Linked DNA regions of Mus musculus: region 2 is linked to region 1. Evidence: chromatin loops called from intact Hi-C (ENCODE). Cell type or tissue: left cerebral cortex. All regions are shown on one strand. Links, peaks and the distances in the headings refer to the core of each region. The heading gives the core; the rest is flanking DNA. Region 1 has its middle 190 kb from the start of Gm30948. Region 2 has its middle 140 kb from the start of Mir6388.

Region 1 (8,347 bases), core at 176-8,175:
AGAAAATCTCTGGAATCTTTACTCAGTAACCTAACTCTGACATCACTTATGGACAAATTCTGCTGCTGTGACAATGTCCTAAATCACCAGCAGGAATTACTGAGCAGTCCTCAACAAAGAACTGAGGATCACTGTCACTCCCGTTATCCCAAAGTCTGTAAAACTGGTCTTGTATCATTGTAGTTAGTGTTCTGTAATAGTCATGTGATTACAGGGCAGGATATTGGGAACAGTGCAGACTATGAAATTAGAAATAGTGATCAATGTATATAACTGCACATCCACCCCACCCCACCCCAAATCTCATGAGAGGACCTCGGATGATTAAAAATATTTGTTGAGAATACCCAGTTGGTGGTGGAAAATACTTTAAACCCTTGATTCAGGAAGTAGGGACAATTGGATCTGAGTTTGAAGCTAACCTTTTCTAAAGTGGTAGTTCCAGGACAAGCAGCTTTGTACAGAGAAACTATGTCTGGAAAAGCAAAGCAAAACAAAACAGTACTTTAAGAGCAACATTGGACATATACCAGGAATTAAATCTTGATTGTGTGATCAGATACTTCTGCTCCAAAGTTATTGACCCAATTATGGTAGATACATGTGCTCACATTGACATCAACATTGGTATAAGGATATAGTTTTATTATAACTACCCTTGCTCTGAATAAAAACACCAAGATGTATATTTATTAATTATAGATTTAAACCTTATCTTGCTCTTGTTCTCAACTAGCTCTATATAAGCAATATGACAGTTTTCTTCTCCCCAACTCCACCTAGATTCTCACTCCTTTGCTACCAACCTAACTTCATACCCTTCCTTTCACTCACTCTTTAACCAAACACAAACTAAAACAGAAAAGCAAGAATCAATTTCTGTCTCTTTGTCTCTCTCTGTTACTATCTACCCCATCTCTCTTATCACACACACTCAAATACACACACATACATACATATGTACATACATACATATATACATACATACATGCATACATTTACACAGACACAAACTCAAAAGAAGACAAAATTTGAACTCAAATACACATAAAAAACAGTAAGACAAAAAATAATGCCTAAATAAAGCTATATGTATAAACTCTCTATAAATATGCTCTTGTGTTGGTTTTGTTTGTCCACCTCCTGGCCATAGGGCCTACATTCTAGTGTGGTTGATACAGAAAGTGAGACTCCATTGAAGAAGTTAAATTGTCCATTGTAAATGAATACCAGTTACAAATAGATTCTTAGCTAGTGTTTGGAGCACATGGCCGTCTTCCCCCTCTCAGGCTCCCACTGGCTTGAACTAATCTGAGCCCTATGCTTGTTTCCATAGTTTCTGTGAGTCCATACGTGCATCAGCCCGATTGTTTCTGGATGAGCATGTTTCATTAGAGTCATCCATCATCTCTGACTATTCCAATCTTCCTTCCCAAAGTCCATTAGTCCTGGGAGGAAGGTTTGATGAGTACAAACCACTTAGTACCAGTGCTCTAAAAATTATCCATTTCTGGTTCTCTCTTCCTTCCAATCTACTGCAAAACATCTCTCTGATGGTGGATAGATGAGTTACTGGTTTAAGTATATGGATATGTAAATAAAAATCAGTTTATGCATATACTGCTCTATCAGAACAGTGGCATATTATTTTCCCTTAGGACCATGGCCTATCCAATTTCAGTTCCTTGGGAATTCTAACAGAGTCAGCCACGGCAAATGCTAACCATAACTGTAACCCTAAACCTAACCCTAATCCTAATTTTATAAGCCTCAAATTCCATCAATGAATAAATGATTAATCTTAAAATGTTTGTGCCCCTATTGTATAAACAAAATCCACAAGCAGGCAACTATTGTAGACAACAGGGTTTATAGCTAGATTGATTATTACTTTTCTCATCCAATGCCACACAAAGTACCTCCAGTATTATGAACACTAATCAACAGGAATGAAACCTCTACTTGGGGACAAGCTCAGCTTCTGTGTTCATTGAGATATATAAGTGTTGTCTTGAACCATATGGTGTTAAAATTAGTTTGTGGACAGAAACAAGTAGACGTCAGAACAGTCTGAATTATTTGACAGTATCTATGGACACTCTTTGGTCAGTGACTCAATTTGAGAATACTCATCCAGTAATTACCATCTTCACCATTTACAACTATTCACTGAAGTTGAACATAACAATAATTTGGAATCTTCTGCTGTGCGAATTTGAAGCCTAAGACTGAGTGGAACCATAGCTCTGAACTACCTGTCACCAAACATCCACCAGCTTTAAAAAAACAAAACACAGACAGAATCATTCATGAACATCTTAATAAGGACCTAGGGTGAATAATAGGAATGGAAAGCTGTTCACCTAAGAGCAAACAGGAAACCACAGAGACCAGAAGAAAAGTGAAATCATATTATCTTACGATATAATAAGAAGGAACAGAGCTGAAAACCAGCCTGAATTACTATACAGCTGATAACTGAGGCTATGACAATGTGCTATTTGAGCACAGTAGTATGTGGCAGTATCTGCAGTGTCCACACTGGTGATCTTGAGGAATACCTGGTTGTTGGAGGTATCCTTGGAGATTGTGAGCCGGCTCTTCAGGGATGGGTTATAGTACTTATCATCATTCCACCAAATGTGTGCCAGCCACTCTAGACCCTTCCCTGAAGGCTGACGAATCCAGCCTATACCCATATTAGAAGTGCTCAGTGAAAACCCAGAGAAAGAACAAGTCAGACTGAGGGTCTGGGAGGGCTGCAATATCCCAGGGCCAGACTCTTTCAGAGTAACCTGGGACAGGACATCTGTGGAGAAAAAGAAAAAGGAGAAGGTAAGTTTGGAACAGGTGAGGATAGAAAAGTTTAGCCCTTAGGAAGTCTTGGCACTCACATGCAGGGACAATCAGTAGCAAGAATGAAGAAGTAAGCCTGCCCATGGCTGCACGATTGTGAGTACACAGGCCCAGCTTTGGCTTTTCAACCCAAGGTTGGGTGGATCCAGGAGAGATTTGCATTCCCTCACCAGGTGCTGCCTCTGATGGTATACTTAAGTTTTAGGACTCAGGTATCAGTCTATGATGGGAGATGCAGGAACCCTCAAGTGAATTCATTTTTGCTTACCATAGAGAGTATGTAACACACAAGGCCAGGTTCCTCAGTACACAACTCTGCTGATGAGTGGTGTTGGGATGCAGTAGAGTTGAGAGAGACACTCACTCTAACACAAAGGGCCCAGACTCTGTTCACTCATCTAGGAATCACTTCCCTATGATTTTCCATGGAGGGCAGATGAGATTCAAAGTGGAGATTTTACTCCTACCTTGATGACACTCTGTGTGAATCTTACCAATATATATTTTTTCACAAAGTTGATACATTAATTGTATACTTCTTGCATAATGTAAGAGTATATACCATCCCAAGGCTGGTAATTGTGAATACTATAATTCCTTGAAAAAGAGTGATTTCATTGACTTTATTTATGTGTCAAGTTCCTGGCTCACATATTTGAGATTTCTATCTATTTAATACTCAGTAGCTTCTTCTTTATATTGACCTGTATTTGTGATAACTTTAAAATCAACAGCAGAATACATAAACAGGAAGCAGGGAGTTTATTCAATTCACTCAGTTGCAGATAATCTTGGAAGAAGGCACAGTGGGCAGAGGCTTCTTGAAGGCACAGCACACAAGCTTATAGTATTGTTCAACAACCTTCAGAAATGTTAAGACACAATGCATACACCTTTGTTCTTATCAGTATTGATGTTTTAGAACTTAGAGAGAATGAGATTTGCCTAACTTTGATCAACATTATGCAGTGATTTGTTGGCATGAACATGACTGAATATAATGAAAAAAGCCTGTTTAGCTGACTAATTTCATTAAAGAAGTCTACACCAAAAGCAATCAAGTTCCCTTTATGAATAAAACATCTTCCTACTTTCAGATGTTTGAAAGATAAAAATATCAAGGTATGTCCAAACCATAAAATAGGATCTTAGCACAAATTTGTGTCAACATAAGGAAGAGAAAACAATCCCAGAATGCTGAGTGCCATCTGAGGACCTGAACCATTAGTGTAAGATGTGCAATAAGACCTGAACACTTGCATTCCTTTTCCAGGGGGTTGTCAATGTTAAAATGATTTTTATATATGAGTAGATTATGTATCTTGAAATAGAAGAATTTCTGATATTGTCTCCATGAGACTCAAAGATCATTGTGTACATTCTCATCAGGCAAGGGGAAGGGTCTACAAGAAGGCAAAGATCCTAGAATGGATGACACAGAGGCTAAGTTGACAGGTTTGTATTAAGGGGCTAAAGTGACAGAAAAAGTGCTGGTTCCTGAGTCAGAAAAGAGACTCTTCAGAAGACAGAATAGCTTTTCTAACCAGGAACACGGATGTTTCATTTCACATGCTTTGTCCATGAAGGGCATAGAAGTGCGATGTTGTCTTAAGTCTGTGCTAGGAGCTGCAATGAATGAGAACATTTTTTTCCTGAGTTTCTCAGAGGTGCTTGAAGTAATTCTGGGTCCAAGTCCATAAATGTACACACAGAGATATGGACAACTTGGTAAAAAATTAAAATACAGAAATGTAATTAAACTAGATTTTATAAAAATTTATATATAAAGCACTATGCCACATATGGCTCAAGAATGAAACAGATTTCTCTAAATTACTGTCACATTAACTCATTCATTTAGATTATTTCACTGATATACTTTATAAAATTCCTGCACTCAGGTATACTCAGCTAGAGAGCTTATTTCCAACTCAACTAGAGTGTTTATGTTTTTCTAATAAGTGCCATAATCATTTCTGTGTCTCTATGTTCATTTCAAGGACATTTGATGGGGGAAAAAGCACTGCAGATGGGACGAGTAATGGCTAAGTTGGAACTTCCAATCCATCCTACAGAAACTATCAAGCACTTGGATTGAAATTGACTGTACTATCATGGGATTTATTTGAGGAAGGCATGTTATATATTGATGTTGTATATAATAGGATTCTCATATGTACAGGGTACAGCAGCAACCAGACTTTCCTTTAGATGATGTGTAAAGTCTGCTACCAGAGACAGGATCTAATCTCGTAAGGTGCAAATGGCATCCAGGCAGGGAAAAGAAAGTGAATTTCTTATCAGAAACTATTAGGAACCTCGGGTGTATCCACAGTAGGCTAGAATTCTAAAATTCTAACAGTGGAAAACTCTTTCTTGACAAGCTAATACAATGTTCTAATTTACAAATACACTCAAGGGGAAAATATACAGAAAAGTAAGAGATAAAAATAAAAATAATGAGTTTGAGGCCAGCCTGGTCTAAAGAGTGAGTTTCAGGACAGCCAGGGCTACACAGCGAAACCCTGTCTTGAGAAACCAAAATAAATAAATAAATAAATAAATAAATAAATAAATAAATAAATAAATAAATAAATAAATAAATAATATAAATAAATAAATAATATAAATGAAAATAAAATGTACAATAAAAATAAGATAAATAAAATACAAATAAAAAATTGAGGAAGACCAGGCTGTGAAAATATGTCCAGCTTCTCCCCCTCTCCTTCTCCTGAGCTGAGGATTTCATGTGGCAGTGGGACCCAGGTCTCCTACCTTCCCAATAGAGCTTCATTGATTCAGCATTGTGGATGGAACATCAAAAGGTTATGTTCCCAATTCACAATCACTCATATTTTCCAACTGAGAAAATCCCTTCTGCCAGGGGAAAGAAGTTACAGATAGATTTACAGATCCAACTAACGGTGAAGGTGATGACCGAATGCTTGACACATCATGGTTTAAATTTTCTGTCATTCTGTTATTTGCATATGAATTGGGTTTTTTCCTTCCAATAATGTTAATATGCAATGAATAAAACATATGCACAATTACTTAACAAATAACTTTTATTGTCCTAAACTGGTAGTCTTGTCACAGGAGCTCCGTCACATGTATTTTTTTTTTTTTATTTTTTACTGTTCCATTGCTGTAAAGAGACAGCATGACCAAGGCAACTTATAAAAGGAAGTGGTTTCCTGGGGCTCACTTACAATTTCAGAGGTGTAGTCCATTATTATCATGGTAGTGACCATGAGGTGCACAGACAGGGACTGGAACAGTATCTGAGACCTTTACATCCTGGTCCCTAGGCAGAGATTCTAGGCTTGGTGCCCCCAACACCTCCAGTGTGTGAGGCTTATGGAGGCCATACTTATTCAAACCACCACAGAAGGGAAAGATAGAACTTGGAAGAGAAAGGCTGTGAGTATTTTCTGTCCCAAGTACTGGAATTGTAAAGGTCCTTAGGGCAGCAGGAGAAAGTGGCTGAGGGGTTGTGGAGGGGAGTGATTCTGGGGAGTTGGGGAAAGGCATAAGTTTGAAGGGCAGAAAAGGCAGCCCAGAGACACTTGGGGAGGTTGGGGCAGTGGATGGAGTGGGAATGTGATGGTATTGCTCCAAGGGAGGGGAGCCCACACCTTTCCATAGACAGGATGATGATCCAAGGGAGAGGCACTCAGGCCTTTCCACAAGACCATCACATGTATCTTATGATCACTGAAGTGTGTGATGTTTGGAAAGGAAGCCTCAGAGTCTCCTAGGACTGCCTCACTCTCACTCTCCAGATGTTTCTCTGTACCTACTACAGCTTCTCTCTTAGTGAAAGTTGAATCTACACCACCCCCTGCTGGTCCTATCCATCCTCAAAGGGACTTGTTTCTGAGCACACAGGGAACCTGTTCACTGTGTCTTCAAAGCTCCATCTTAGTGGTGGCAGAGCTCTGCCTCAGAGTGAACTAGTTCTTGAATGGGTAAACTGACAGTCTGAAGGATTCTTCAGTGATTGCTCCACAATTTGTAAAGTCCTTATCCTCTTTTCTTTCTTCCTGAAGGTGAGCAGTCATGAAGAGGCTCTCATCTCGCAATAGTCATGAGCCATTGTAACACAATGCAGAGGTTCACTGGGAGGGTCTTGAAGCACGGTGGGAATAGGAGCTCAGCTAATTCAATAATGATTCTGGTCAGTAGTAGATACAAGCTCTCAGTTCCAGTGCTCTTTCTTCACCCAAGGACTCTTATTTTTCTTTCCTCTCCTCTCACGCTTTTGCCTTCCCTTTTTTTTCTCCTTCTTTATTCCTTCTCACCTTTCTCTCTTTTTCGCAACCAGAGAGCCTGAACCAAGGCTTTTATCTCCTAATATTTAACAAGGCTTTGGTCATTAGGACTGGAACTCAAGCAGGTCAGCAAGCAGGAGCTGATGCAGAGACCATGGAAGAATGTTCTTTACTGGTTTGTCTCCCCTGGCTTGCTCAGCCTGCTCTCTTATAGAACCCAAGACCCAGGGATGCCACCACCCACAATGGGCCCTCCCCCTCTTGATTACTAATTGAGAAAATGCTTGAAAGCTGGATCTCATGGAGGCACTTCCCCAACTGAAGCTCCTTTGTGTAACTCTAGCTTGTGTCAAGTTGACACACAAAACCAGCCAGTACACATAGTGAACCAGAATGTTTCACTACAAATGATTTTATCCCCCTGCCTTCTTCTGCAACAAACATGGAAAAAAATCACCAACTGAAGGGCTTATAATTTTGACTCATCCCACTCTTTTTTTTTTTTTGCTGTGTAAAAGATCTTTTTTTTTAATTAGGTATTTTCCTCATTTACATTTTCAATGCTATCCCAAAGGTCCCCCATACCCACCCACCCCCAATCCCCTACCCACTCACTCCCCCTTTTTGGCCCTGGCGTTCCCCTGTACTGGGGCATATAAAGTTTGCAAGTCCAATGGGCCTCTCTTTGCAGTGATGGCCGACTAGGCCATCTTTTGATACTTATGCAGCTAGAGACAAGAGCTCCCGGGTACTGGTTAGTTCATATTGTTGTTCCACCTATAGGGTTGCAGTTCCCTTTAGCTCCTTGGGTAATTTCTCTAGCTCCTCCATTGGGGGCTGTGTGACCCATCCAATAGCTGACTGTGATCATCCACTTCTTTGTTTGCTAGGCCTCGGCATAGTCTCACAAGAGACAGCTATACCTGGGTCCTTTCAGCAAAATCTTGCTAGTGTAGGCAATGGTGTCAGCATTTGTAAGCTGATTATGGGATGGATCCCTGCATATGGCAATCACTAGATGGTCCATCCTTTCATCACAGCTCCAAATTTTGTCTCTGTAACTCCTTCTATGGGTGTTTTGTTCCCATTTCTAAGAAAGGGTAAAGTGTCCACACTTTGGTCTTCATTCTTCTTGAATTTCATGCGTTTGGCAAGTTGTATCTTCTTCACTACAGTCAGAATGGCTAAGATCAAAAACTCAGGTGACATCAGAT
Region 2 (8,347 bases), core at 23-8,022, 490 kb after region 1:
AATATGTATTCCATTATTTTACTATATTTTAGTTTTTCAAGTTTCGTTGTTATCTCTTAGAAGCCGATTCATTTCTACTGAGAGATAGAAAGTGAGTATATCCACAGGGGTGCAGGGAGGCAGGGAGGAATTCTGAGAAGCAGGAAGGAACCAAACTATATCCAGGATATATATTGCATGACAAAAGAATCTCTTTTCAATAAAAGAGAGAAAACAATTTAAAAATGAAAGTGAAGAAGAGGATGAAGAAGAGGAAGAAGAGAAAGGTGAAGGAGGAGGAAGAAGAAGAAGAAGAGGAGGAGGAGGAGGAAGGGGAAGAAGGGGAAGGAGAGGGGAAGGAGAAGGGGAAGGGGAAGGAAACACTAGGATCCTAATAATTAAAGGAGATGATGAAATAAAACAGAGATAAAATAATTCATATAGATGAGGCAGAATGTTTCAAATGTAAAGTGGTGATAGTAAATGGAGAATAAGGGAATGGTGTAGGATGAATCAAAGTTAAGTGTTATGAGGAAGGTAAGATGAAATCTAGGATCATTCAATGTTGTGATACTAGGAGTAAAGGACAGTGCATTATTAAGTAAAAAGAGACAAAAGTTATAATTTTAACTCTATGACAAACTGTTGAGAAATAATGAAGAGCTAATATTTGGCTAGTATACATTTGGTAATATCGATGTGTTGATGGAATAATTTTATGTTCAGGTTAATATAACATTTATAGATCTGCTGAAACAGTATTTTTATCAAAAATGATAAATTCAAAGAAAATCTATGCGAAAGTTGTGATATGCAGCTAAGACTTGGAGTTTTCTTATTAGCATTGTTCCAGTGATCTTGAGTGGGTCATGATTTAGGGTGATGTGAGATACATGTTTGCAGAAAGCTGAATAGAAAGAACAGGGATGAGCTTTGTGTTTTATTTTGACTTAGGTATATTTCAACAGAGGTACCTACATGTGTAGACAGTGTAGATCCCAGAAGACACGAGTTATTAACTGAACATGTCAGTGCCAGTCAAAGGACAACTCAATTTGAGTTAATGGTCAGAGAGTCCTCATAGGTGCCACAAAAGTATAAGATATTGTAGTTTCTCTAGGTTACATAATAACTCCATAATGAACCTCTTTTCTGAGAAAGAATTTAAATACTGAATAGATTTTAAGCGCCAAAGGAATGGGGTGTCTCCAAGGAAACTATCTTCCAGACATAACAGGACTCATGCACATATGAACTACAGAGTCTGAGACAGCATGCACATTTATGCACAGACTCAATCCAAATGAAGACCCAGTGTTGAGAGAAGAACACAGCCACAAGTTCTCAACTCTAAACAAGAAGTCTCTGAAATTGAACCTCACAAGCAAAGGAAAAATTTGCTTTCTCCAATGGAGCATTATTGGGCTTATTAACCACACTTAAGGGTAGACACATGTCCAGCAACAGAAGGTCAATACAAAATGAACTCAACAATATTTTTATACATATTTATTCTCATGTCAATTTGTGCATTTTTTTCAACTTGTCTTTTTCTATATGTTTGCAAAGTGCAGTTTTATGAGTTTTCTTTTGTATTTGAGAGAGAGAGAGAGAGAGAGAGAGAGAGAGAGAGAGAGAGAGAGAGAGTGTGTGTGTGTGTGTGTGTGTGTGTGCATGTGGGTATTTCTTATTAATTGAAAGTTTTTTGATCAATCTTTAATTTTTGTTACATTTTTTCCTTTCTCCAGGAAGAATAAAAGGCTGTTTTGCTGTGTTGAGGTTATGAGGAAGGAGCTGCCATAAGTTTGGGGAAGGAATCAGTGATGTGAATAAATTGTATGTATTTTTCCAAAAATATACAAAAGAATAAAAAAAGAAAATATAAATTCTTGAAGACCTTGATGAGGAATCTTCACTGAGTTTGAACACAAAATCATTATATCTCAATCACAATAAGTACAAGTCAGTTCATAAATGCAAAAAAAGGAAATCACAGAGGATACACAGTCCTTTCCACAACAATATCCGTATATTGGGATTTTTAGACCCATTCCACGCACTGCTTGTCCTCAACTCACTTTGAGGTAGATTTCATTTTTAAGCAATTAATTCTTTAATTAATTAATTAATATTTATTTACTTATTTATTTATTTATTTAATGTATTTGAGGACACTATCACTCTCTTCAGACACACTAGATGAGGAACCAGACCCCATTATAGATGCTTGCGAGCCACCATGTGGTTGCTGGAATTGAACTCAGGACCTCTGGAAAAACATTCAGTGATCTTAAACACTGAGCCATCTCTCCAGCTCAGCAGGTAGATTTCTTGTGGCTTAGCCTGAATTTGCCCAATCTTTCTAGAGCAGTAAGGTATTTCTGCAACTCCAGTGTTGACAGGGCTCAGCTGTATGGAGAAATTGTTCTTGTTTATTGATAGGAAGTCGCTAATATCTTAGTGACTAAATGTAATTTGTTTCTACATTATCACTAATAATCTCCCAAATTCATCCTATTTCCTAGTGGAAATTGGATCCATCTCTGGAAGTTCCCATTTGGTTTTGTTTGTTTGTTTGTTTGTTTGTTTGTATGTTTGTTTGTCTGTTTGTTTGTTTATGTTTTTATTGGGTATTTATTTCATTTACATTTCCAATGCTATCCCAACAGTCCCCCATATGCTCCCCCACCCACTCCCCCACCCACCCACTCCCACTTCTTGGCCCTCTCATTCCCCTGTACTGAGGCATATAAAGTTTGCACAACCAATGGGCCTCTCTTTCCACTGATGGCCGACTAGGTCATCTTCTGATTCATATGCAGCTAAACACACGAGCTACAGGGGGTCCTGGATAGTTCATATTGTTGTTCCACCTATAGTGTTGCAGAACCCTTTAGCTCCTTGGGTACTTCTTTAGATCCTCCATTGGGAGCCGTGTGACCCATCCAATAGCTGACTGTGAGAATCCACTTCTGTGTTTGCTAGGCCCCGGCATAGTCTCACAAGAGACAGCTATATCTGGGTCCTTTCAGCAAAATCTTGCTACTGTATGCAATGGTGTCAGCGTTTGGAAGCTGATTATCGGATGGATTCCTGGGTATGGCAATCTCTAAATGGTCCATCCTTTTGTCTCAGCTCCAAACTTTGTCTCTGTAACTCCTTCCATGGGTGTTTTGTTCCCAATTCTAAGAAGGGGCAAAGTGTCCACACTTTGGTCTTCGTTCTTCTTGAGTTTCATGCATTTAGCAAATGGTATTTTATATCTTGTGTATCCTAAGTTTCTGGGCTAATATCCACTTATCAGTGAGTACATATTGTGTGAGTTCCTTTGTGATTGGGTTACCTCACTCAGGATGATGCCCTCCAGGTCCATCCATTTGCCCTGGAATTTCATAAATTCATTCTTTTTAATAGCTGAGTAGGTCTCCATTTGTAATAAGGTGTAAATGGGGGAAATCAGGGTCTTTGTTGCATTCATGAGGCTGTAACTGGGCTAGAGCAGCTGGGGACAGAAGAGCAACAGTGAGTCTTAAGAGAAGATGCATCACTCCATGTATACATTGATGAATATTTGGAAATCTCACATACAGGAGACAATAGAAAGAGAGGAACTACAGTGACACTCGTGAAAAATGAACAATTTTTAAAAATCACATTGAGAAGGAAATAGAATCGAACAAATGTATTGTGCAATTCAATCTGTTTACCATAGTGCATTTCCATGCATTTAATGAGATGAGTGTAGAGAGGGAATTTCACACACAGGATCCTAATTGGTGGAGAATATGTGTGCTTAGAAATCTTTATCTTGCAACATTATGAACTAACCAATAGCCCAGAGCTCTTGACTATAGCTGCATATGTATCAAAAGATGGCCTAGTCGGCCATCACTGGAAAGAGAGGCCCATTGGACAGGCAAACCTTATATGCCCTAGTACAGGGGAATGCCAGGGCCAAAAACGGGAATAGGTGGGTAGGGGAGTGGGGGGGGTGGGGGGGACTTTTGGGATAGCATTGGAAATGTAATTGAGGAAAATACGTAATAAAAAATACAAAAAAGAGAAAGCTTTATCTCTAACTATGTACCTTTTTAATCCAGTGTTCTGCCGCAGACCTCTGTGTCCCTGTGTCTTCGTGGAACGGGGTCTCTCGACGCGGGTGGGCAAAGTGTGGATGAATGACAGACACGCAGGAGAGTTTGTGTGGAATCTGAATGTAATTTTACAACTGGAGCATCAGACTTTTTATGCAGAGGACAATAAGGAAGTTGGGTGACATATTCGCAAGGTACAATTGAGGTAACCGGAATCTTACATAAAACAGAGGAATGTAAACACAAAAGTTCTAATGGGAACCACCCAGGATAGAATACATTGATAACAGCTGGGATCAACAAGGGCTCCACCTAAAATTCACTAATCTTAGAAGCCAAGGTCAAGGGCTTCGCGTCCTTGCCACAGTTCCTATTTTAGTCTCTTGTATAGTCCACCTTCCCCTTAGGCCATTGTAAATACGTGTGTATGGGTGTAACTCTGCTATAGTATCTATGCTGGTTTCTCCTTTGGTCTGAAACTTCCTTCTTCCTAAGTGATGGTAAATTCCTGTGTTAAGGGAGTGACTTAGCTTTTACAATCTTGCTGAATTCTAAACCCTTGATATTGGTCAGGGATGCCCTTGGACTGTTGGAACACTGGTGGAAGGCTTTAGCCATGTCAGAGCACTTATAATAGGAAAATACTGAAAGAGAGCACGTGGATCCATACTCTAGACTAGCGCGGTAATGGAACTTGGGAATGAAAAATTAATGTATGGGTAGAGAACACTAGACTCCAGGAGGAGAGCTTCCTTGAAACTCTTTTGCCTCATGAGTGACTTTTAAGCCTTTCGGGTTGTCCAGTTGACTTGACCAGAGAGCGTAGCAGTGTTCTCTTATTTCTTGGTAGTGCATGTGTTAGTAAAGTGTTTCAGGATTTGATGTTTCCCTAATGAAGACAGATATGAAATATTGACCCTGTAATGATGAAAACCAAGAGCACTATGTAGGAATATGTATGTAATCATGTGTATTTAAATATCTGAAGTAGAGCTACTCATATTTAAACAGCAATACATACTGCATAAATACAGATTACTCAAAAATATTGTGTTCTAACCTTGGGTTCACACATTGGATCCACAAAATATTGCAGGATAGAAAGAGGAGGACCAGTTTAATTCATGTTCTCTCTTCCTTAACTGGTCAAAAACCATGTGATGTTCTGTGAATTGTCAGTTTACAGGGCAGCATCCTCTAGATATCAATGAGTTAACACTATAAAGGAACATGTATCCCTGTAATCCAGGGTGCTAAATGGTTTTACTTGGCATTTCAGAATGCCTGTTGTGCTGGGTAATGTTTATAATACTGTACATCATACTCCAGTATATGAGATACTGATGGCTCGCATAAGTTGAATTGCACAGAAGTGCATGCCTATTTAAGTAGTGTGGATTTACATAGAAATCCTCCTCTTATAATGTAATCCATTAGCAAATATCCAAATTTCATAATATTATAAATAGATAATATGTGCTTATTCCCCTAAGTTAAACTAATATGAGGATCATATTACTTGCTGATCTGGTACAGTGTCTATGCAGGAGCTTTCCTTGACTAAGTTGATATATTGATTTATACCATTTTTCTATTTTCCCCTTTCAAAGTTAATGAATTTTCCCTTCTCGTGTGGTTGGGCCATATTTTTATTGATCACAAACCCTAGGAGATCCTTTTAGAAGTGTGTATATTTGATGGCTATGAAGACCACCTAAGTAAGGAACTGGGCACCATTTCACAATCTAGGTCACTTTGAGGATAGGATTGTGTCTGGAAACTGGCTCATCTTCTCATTCTGATATCTTCACAGAATGATACAACATGGTTTCCTCAGGGGTCAGACAAACATATAAAATGCAGGATTATCCATTTTAGAGATGTTTTAGAAAATCTCTGGAATCTTTACTCAGTAACCTAACTCTGACATCACTTATGGACAAATTCTGCTGCTGTGACACCATCTGGAATTACTGAACAGTCCTCAACAAAGAACTGAGGATCACTCACACCCGTTATCCCGAAGTCTGTAAAACTGGTCTTGTATCACTGTAGTTCGTGTTCTGTAATAGCCATGTGATTATAGTGCAGGATATTGGGAACAGTGCAGACTATGAGATTAGAAACAGTGATCAATGTATATAACTGCACATCCACCCCACCCCACCCCAAATCTCATGAAAGGACCAGGAATGATTAAAAATATTTGTTGAGAATACCCAGTTGGTGGTAGAAAATACTTTAAACCCTTGATTCGGGAAGTAGGGACAATTGGATCTGAGTTTGAGGCAAACCTTGTCTAGAGTGGTAGTTCCAGGTCAAGCAGCTTTGTACAGAGAAACTATGTCTGGAAAAACAAAGCAAAACAAAACAGTACTTTAAGAGCATATACCAGAAATTAAATCTTGATTGTGTGATCAGCCACTTCTGCGCCAAAATTATTGACCCAATTATGGTAGATACATGTGCTCACATTGACACCAACATTGGTATAAGGATATAGTTTTACTACACCTACCCTAGCTCTGAATAAAAACACAAAGACATACTTTTATTAATTATAGATTTAAAACTTATCTTGCTCTTGTTCTCAACTAGCTTTATATTGTTGGAAGCCGCCCTCACATTCGCCGTTGCAAGATGGCACTGACATCCTGTGTTCTAAGTGGTAAACAAATGCACACCTTGCGCATGTGCCAAGGGTAGTTCTCCACTCCATGTGCTCTGCCTTCCCCGTGAAGACAGCTCGGCCGATAGGCTGCAGCCAATCAGGGAGTGACACGTCCTAGGCGGAGGATAATTCTCCTTAAAAGGGATGGGGTCTCGCCATTCTCTCTCTTGCACTCTTGCACTCTTGCTCTCTTGCTCTCTGGCTCCTGAAGATGTAAGCAATAAAGCTTTTGCCGCAGAAGATTCCGGTTTGTTGCGTCTTTCCTGGCCGGTCGCGAACGCGTGTAAGAGTTGGTGCTGGAACCCGGGACGAGAAGACCTGGGACAAGAAAACCCGGGACGAGAAAACATGGGACGGAATTTACCATCACCGGCGCAAGGAAGATCCCTCATTTCGGAACCAGAACTGTGGGTCACGGTCATAAAGGTTCCCGTAAAACAGACTGTTGAGAAGGATCCAGCCTGGATTCAGAACTCCTCAGCTGGGGAACGGTGGTAATGAAGTGTTCCCGTAAAACAGACTGTTGAGAAGGATTCAACTGCGTGAATTCAGAACTCTTCAGCTGGGGAACAGGGGACCCATAAGTATAGCTTTACAAGGTAAGTCTGGTCTTGAACTTTCTAACGAAATTCAAGACAGTCTATCAGAAGTAAAGTGGGAAATAGCTTTACAAGGTACGTCTGGCCTTGAACTTTCTAACGAAATTCAAGACAGTCTATCAGAAGTAAAGTGGGAAATAGCTTTACAAGGTATGTTTGGCCTTGAACTTTCTCTAGTGTTAGGAGCCTTTTTGTTCCTTTTCACATGTTATCAAGTGGTTAAGGCAGAGCTGAAAATTCTGGATGAAATTCAGGGCAATCTATCAGAAGTAAAGCGGGGAGAGAGAGTAGGAGCAAAGAGGAAATATGGCGCACAAAATAAGTATACAGGCCTTTCCACGGGTCTTGAACCCGAGGAAAAGTTTAGGTCAGGTTAGAATACCTGGGGAGAGATTAGAAGGAAGGAAAAGAAAAAAGATCAATTAGCGGAGGTCTCTAGGAGAAGGAGCTTATATTCATCACTAGATGAGCTCAAGGAGCCAGCTCTTAGTAGCTCTGAATCAGATGAAGAATTCTCCTCTGAAGAAACAGACTTGGAGGAGGAAGCAGCTCGTTATGAGAGAAAAAAGTACCAGCCAGATAAAATGCTAGCTAATCAGTTAAGGAAAAAGCCAAAAGCGGCTGGCGAAGGCCAGCATGCTGTTCAGCCTCCGGGCAGTCGGCTTCAAGGTCATAGTGCACTTCCACCCTATGCGGAGCCCCCGCCCTGCGTAAGGCGTCAGCCCTGCGCAGAGAGGCAATGGACAGAGAGGCAATGCGCAGACTCGTTCATTCCTAGAGAGGAACAAAGGAAAATGCAACAGGCATTTCCGGTCTTTGAAGGAGCCGAGGGTGGGCCTGTCCACGCTCCGGTAGAATATGTGCAGATTAAAGAGCTTGCCGAGTCGGTCCATAAATATGGAACTAATGCTAATTTTACCTTGGTGCAGTTAGACAGGCTTGCCGGCATGGCACTAACTCCTGCCGACTGGCAAATGATTGCAAAAGCCGCTCTCCCTAGTATG

Evidence for each region. Hi-C counts contacts between places; a loop is a spot of excess contacts. Peaks named below come from ENCODE experiments on the same cell type or tissue, not always from the same donor. Only the 100,000 strongest peaks of a DNase experiment are listed, where the experiment ranks them.
Region 2: a loop joins it to region 1, with 8 times the contacts of the local background. A loop is called at or near these places in 17 of 42 quality-filtered maps.

Annotation. Positions count from the first base shown.
Region 1 is chr12:115,065,063-115,073,409 of GRCm38, forward strand. It overlaps Igh and Ighv8-5. Among named protein-coding and RNA genes, the nearest start is that of Gm30948, 190 kb to the right of the region's middle. In left cerebral cortex, for the core only: no CTCF peak of the experiment used is centred there; a DNase peak (open chromatin) is centred at 3,274.
Region 2 is chr12:115,551,339-115,559,685 of GRCm38, forward strand. It overlaps Igh. Among named protein-coding and RNA genes, the nearest start is that of Mir6388, 140 kb to the right of the region's middle. In left cerebral cortex, for the core only: no CTCF peak of the experiment used is centred there; no DNase peak of the experiment used is centred there.